Linked DNA regions of Mus musculus: region 1 is linked to region 2. Evidence: chromatin loops called from intact Hi-C (ENCODE). Cell type or tissue: heart. All regions are shown on one strand. Each heading gives the region's core, and the rest is flanking DNA. Links, peaks and the distances in the headings are about the cores only. Region 1 overlaps Cttnbp2 (cortactin binding protein 2). Region 2 holds the start of Cttnbp2 (cortactin binding protein 2).

Region 1 (2,911 bases), core at 199-2,698, 92 kb before region 2:
ATTAATGCCTGGCCAACCAGAATTTCAATTTAGTATTAAAAAATGGAGTGAACTTTATCCTAATGAGATTTTATATGCAATGATAATGGTATTAATTAATTAGTAATGCACTGAAAAACACTGCAGCAAACCAGTGTTACTAACTGAAATGATCTGAATATTTTAATGCCAAGGATTCCAGAAGGAAAGATTCTAGGTAAAAAGGAAAAGGTAGCAACGTGGAAAAAGCAAAGCCCAAATACGTTCATTAGCTATCTATGGGCCTGTGCTCAGGAACTTCTGAGTGTGGCGGGATTCCAATCAGTGTTGGAAAATGGTTCAATTAAGATCACTGAGGCCATTTTCTAGAATGAATTGCTCTGCCCCACCCCCTTGTCCACTTGGCTGGTTTCTTGAGTCATCATAAGCTCACGGCAGTGGAGCAACCTCAATACCCTCTGAGACTGCAGTTCCCCAAGCCTATCTCCAGATAAAGGGAACCTGACCTCTGGTGGGGAGGCCCCACCTGCCTAGCAATCATGCCCAGCAAGGGAAAGGAATGAATTTAAATTTGACAAGCATGGTTCTAGGGGGAAAAAAATCCCCAGTCCCCTCTCAGACTCTCATTCTGACACACAGGTGGGTCTGCCTACAACATAGAAACTCTTGTTTGTCTTTAAAGATTTTATCAAATAATTGATTTGTGTTGGGGCTTTGGTTTTTGGTTTTTGTTTTTGTTTTTGCCTTTATATTGTTGTTTTAAGATCATTTTCATATAGAATTCCATATTGTTATACTAAATATATTTCAGTAAGCTATAAAACTTTTTGTTTTTTAATATGTGCTTTGAGAAAAGGTCTTACTATGCATCTATCCAAGAACTTGATATTGTTTTTTGCCTCCCAAGTGCTGGAATTAGAGGCATTCAGCACCACTGCACTGGTTTTTGTTTTGTTTTGTTTTGTTTTGTTTTGTTTTGTTTTGTTTTTATAGTGATGATGTAAAGACTAAGACTATTAGCCAGTAAGTAAGGCACCATCTCAATGTGTACTAAGTACTGTGAGCTTTTCCTAAGCTGACCCTTGAGGACTTTTTCTCTCCTTCTGGATTTCATGCCAGTAAAATTCAGTTGACCAAGATAAAAACCACACAGGCAGTTAGTTAACTAGAACCGGGCATGATCTGCCTTGCAGTCAGGAACAGCAGATCCCTGCTTTCTTCTGCAGGGGGATGACCCCTACTTAGGCCACAGAGAAGAAGTGCCCATTAGCTTCCTAATTTACAAATTCCTAACAGTGTTTCTAGGAAAAAAAAACAAGACCAGACAAAAACCTTTCAACATTCCACTTTCTCTTACTACCTAAGCATTAAAAGGCATAAGACATAATTACACACCCACCCCAGGTTACTTATCAATTATACAGTGTGTTGTCGTATTGTGTAAACAATCTGCTCAGCCCAACAAAGCTAGCTTCCGGGCGCTGATCTGCGTTCTCAGCAGGATGCTGTTTAACCTTCCATGTTGAACTTCTTACTCAGGTTAATGATGCAAAATTCATTTATCTTCTAGCAATAAGATAGCATTTTGTAGTGAATACATCCAAACATCCATTTCTTGGATAAAATATATAAAATAAAGAAATGTGAAACTAAACTACCCTTTTCAGATTTTCTTTTTAAAAGGAGGATCTGGGGAGATGGCCAGATCCTCTTTGGGAACTAGGCATGCAAGTGGCTTAGACATGCCTATAAGCAAAACACTCATACATGTACAATAAGAACTTTAATTTAAAAAACTAAAATTTATTAAAAACTTGACATCGAGTAAAAATAATACTGGAGATTTGTTTTGTTTTTAAGCTCTAACAATAATTTACAATGGAAAATACTCATAGCTGGCCTTGTTACCTTTGCTAATATTAATACCTAATGATTGGTTCTTGTCTGAGAAATTACATAATGGCATCAAAGAATAGTATTTGTTCAATAATAAAAACTTACACGTTCATTGTCTTCTCTAATTCTGAAATACTAAGAGCACCAAAATTCCCCTCTTTTTATGTTTAGTCTCAGAATTTGAATGACTTGCGAGGGAAAACGGACCAGAATGTTAATTAGCAAGGGAGAGACTCAGAGGTCACTTAAAGCAGGATCCTAAAGCGAAAGCACAACGGAAGAGTGGGTATCCATGCACAGTTGTCCTTCAGCATTTGTGGGAGGCTAGTTTCAAAGCTCCACCGTGCCTTCTTTACCATGGCCTGTGAATTTCTAGAGATGGTCACATCCCTCATACAAAACACCGTAGCATTTACATAGTGCCTACACGCATCCTTCCACACACTTAAGTCTCCATCCTACTTATAATGTTGTCTACAGTGCGAAAGCAATGTAGCCATATACTGCTTTCTACAGGGAACAATAACAAAGAAAAGAATCTGTACCTGTCATATGTATGCATGTATAGTAGATATATGCGAGCTATAGTATATATATATGCCTAGTTTTCAGACACAATATAAATAACATATGTCGGGGAACACTCTCCCAAAAGGGTACTTACTCTGGTTTTTATGCTCCGGTCAGTGCCAGCTTCCAGCAGGAGTTTGATACATTCCTTATTTCCATTTTTACAGGCCAAGTACAAAGGTGTCTGTCCTCCAGCAGCAGAGTGATTAATGTTGGCATTGTATGCAGTTAGTAATTCTATACATCTGTACATAGAATTATGATTAGTTACATACAGATGAGGCATCACCTGGAAAGGGCTCCCTGAGCAGGTATTAAATCCAGATAACATGCATGACCAAGCATTCATATTGACGTGTCAATTATTTCATTCAGACCTTCTGTACATTATTGGCTTGCTATCACTTTCATATGACTAAAAACTAAACTTTAGTCTCAAAATTTATGAAAACATAAAATTGTCCAT
Region 2 (2,911 bases), core at 175-2,674:
AAACAAACTATCCACCTTCCTGGGGGAGAAGAATAGAGTTCTCCCACACCTCCACTTCCCCCCTCCTCCTCATGGAGAACAGGACAGTCCATAATTTCAACTCCCAGAGGGACTTGTTTTAATAGACCCTTTCTCCCTTGTCACCGAAAGAAAGTAGCTCACAAGGGAAAGGCTTCATTTGAAATATCTTTAAAGTTCTTATTAGCAAAGAATGGAAAACTCAATTTCCCCCAAAAGCTCCCCAAGCCCAGATTCTTCCACTTTCACGATGGGGATTAGTGGTGCCCCTTCCCCTCCCCTCCTCTCGTGTTCTGCCTTTTGCAGCTATCAACCCAAGTACCTTCCTCCACATCTTTTTTTTTTTTTTTTTTTTTTCGTTCCAAGCCAGAGGTGGGAGGAAATTCAACAGCTCAGGTTGTTTACATCTGTTCCTGCCCTCTGCTGCCCAGACCCGGATTTGGATCTGGAGGTGGAAGACACTGAGGGGTTGTCCATGCGATACTCAGCTCACTCAGTCCCACTCCTCCAAAAGAGCTGTTGGATTTGGCCAAGAGTGGGAGGCGCTCCCAGACCTGTCTTTCTTTGCAGGTCTTTGCAGCTTTAGCAAGAGCTGCTTCCTCAACCTGCAAATATTTTCCAACCTGGCTTTGTGGGTCAAGACCCCACAGCAGGGTAAGAAGAGAATGTCTGTGCATGCAGACATTTAGAGTATCAAAGAAGGGAGCAGGTACGAGCCTAAGCAAGTCAAGGCGCCAGGGAAAGGGAACAATGTTTTGACACCGGGTTCAGAAAACCCAGTTCAATCCCGCTTTAGCTAGGGAAGAAGGTCCCTACAGATGACTGAGCGAGTGGCAGTCAGCTAGTACCCAAAGTGCAGGCGCTACGGGGCCTCTCTCACCAGTCTCCCCAAGACACATGAGCCCCCCCCCCCCCCACACACACACACAAAGAGCATCCCCACACCTGCCTAGCGATGGTTCACCTTCCCGCCTCTGCTACCCCAGGTCCCCTGAGAGGTGTCAGGCACCCCGAGACTGGCGTTCGCTCCGCACCCCGGAGAGGTGAACAATGGAGACTGAGATACCCCGCGAGTGAGCAAAGGGGTCACCAGGGACGCGTGTGGTGTCCAGAAGGACCGACAGGCCCCTAGTACCCGGGGGTGGGGGCTGGCGTTTCCCCACTTGAGCCCGCTTCTGGCCCTGGGGACACTACGGGGAAGGGACACACGAAGGGCACACCCCGGGGAAGGAATGGGTAATCAAGGGAAGAGGAACAGGAGAGAGGGGATATCCTGGAGAAGGAAGGGAAACCCTTGGGAAGGGAGACCTCGGGGAGTTAAAGGAGCACCCTAGAGAAAGACAAGGCATCCCAGGAAAGGACCGGGCACCCCTAGGGGAGTGTCCAGTGGGGACCCTGGCACCAACCCCAGCCCGCGTCTACGCGGTTCCCCGCGCCCAGGGAACTCGGTTACCGCCGCCTCCGCCGTGGCCCCCTCCGTGTCACCCGGGGTGCGGGACAAGTCGGGCTCGCAGCTCGCGCTGTCCGTCGCCATCTTCCTGCTCTAGCGGATCCGAATGCGAGCTCGGAGCGGCGGCGGGGTTCAGCTCTCTCGGCGCGGGCGGTACTTAACCCGCTGCTGGCTGTGGCCGCCGCGCTCTCAGCCCGGGAGCTCGGCCGCCCCCTCCCGCCTCTCCGCGCCGCCCCTGCCGCTTAACCCTGTGCGCGCTGGAGACGCGGCGCCCCGCCCACCCGCTAGCCCAGTCGCTCCCACGGGACCAAGAACCAGCACCAGAGATGCGCGGCCTCGCGCTGGTGTCGAGGGGACCAAACACCGGGGGATGCAAAAGAAAGCAAGCTTCCTCCCTCGAGGCGACGGGCTGGCCAAAATCTTTGCTTAGACAGTGGGGCACAAGCCGATCTGGAGGCCAGACTCCTGGATGTGAAATAAATCTAAAATTGAGCAACTGTCCCTCACTTCCACTAGCTCCAATGAGGTGCCTTCCTTAATATTTGCCAGCCCCTGTCGCCTGGACACGTCTATCCTCTTGGTTTGTACACCCGGCTTTGTTTTATCGCATCTTCGATGCTAGTTCTCTCTCAAACCATCAACTGAAAGTCTGAACTCACAGCTAAAAGTCCCTGTCCAGCTGTTTTTAGCGCCCTTCCTCCGCAGGTACCTATCTGCTCGGGTTTCTTTTCAAAGAAGGTGGAATCTCCCACCACCACCCGCCCCAAGCCTGAGGTCTGTTCTGAAAAACCACCAGGTATCCAGTAATGTCTTACTACTTTTGAGAGAACAGGAGTTTCTTTCGTACAGATGAGAACACAAGGATACACACACAGACCTTTGTCAAAAATGATCATATGGAAATGCATGGCTGGAGTTTATATGAATGAGTTAGGCCCAAGCAATTAATCTCCTCTTCTCCTGCCTCTAATTCTGTTCTCATCCTTTCCTGCCAAGTCCCAGAATCTGAAAATCTATCACCTTATTGAGACCTTATGGCAAAGACCTCCCCAAATCTCCAGATCTCTAACATTTTTTTTTTTTTTAAATTTTGTTCATTGAAAGCACATAATCAAATGGAGGCATTCAAACTCTGTCTCCCTGAAGCCAAATCAACGCACCATCCAATCCCACGCTTGATATTCTGGAAGGTGGGTGACTGGAATGTTCAGTACATGGAGTATAGCCTTGAAAACAAGCAAGCAAGCAAGCAAACAAACAAACAAACAAAATGACTAAACAACAAGATCCCAGCCTGCTCTCATTGACAGGACCTGACACCTTAACTGTTCATTTTCCGAACTGGATCCGAATATTGTCAGAAATCAAAGAAAATATTTTCTACAAAGACGTTGAAAGGAATCGGTCAACAAAATCTAGAAAGTTCCCCCTAGAAAGAGCAGT

Evidence for each region. Peaks named below come from ENCODE experiments on the same cell type or tissue, not always from the same donor. Only the 100,000 strongest peaks of a DNase experiment are listed, where the experiment ranks them.
Region 1: it touches region 2 in a loop (2.3-fold over the local background); 6 of 42 quality-filtered maps call a loop at or near these places.

The regions. Positions count from the first base shown.
Region 1 is chr6:18,421,292-18,424,202 of GRCm38, forward strand. Cttnbp2 (cortactin binding protein 2) reads right to left here. Exons shown (of 23, transcript NM_080285.2): 7 at 2,540-2,690. Among named protein-coding and RNA genes, the nearest start is that of Gm40356, 13 kb to the right of the region's middle. In heart, for the core only: no CTCF peak of the experiment used is centred there; no DNase peak of the experiment used is centred there.
Region 2 is chr6:18,513,184-18,516,094 of GRCm38, forward strand. Cttnbp2 (cortactin binding protein 2) reads right to left here and starts at 1,686. Exons shown (of 23, transcript NM_080285.2): 1 at 1,472-1,686. The coding sequence starts at 1,552. In heart, for the core only: no CTCF peak of the experiment used is centred there; a DNase peak (open chromatin) is centred at 1,648; H3K4me3 peaks cover 2,122 bases; H3K27ac peaks cover 1,585 bases; H3K27me3 peaks cover 98 bases.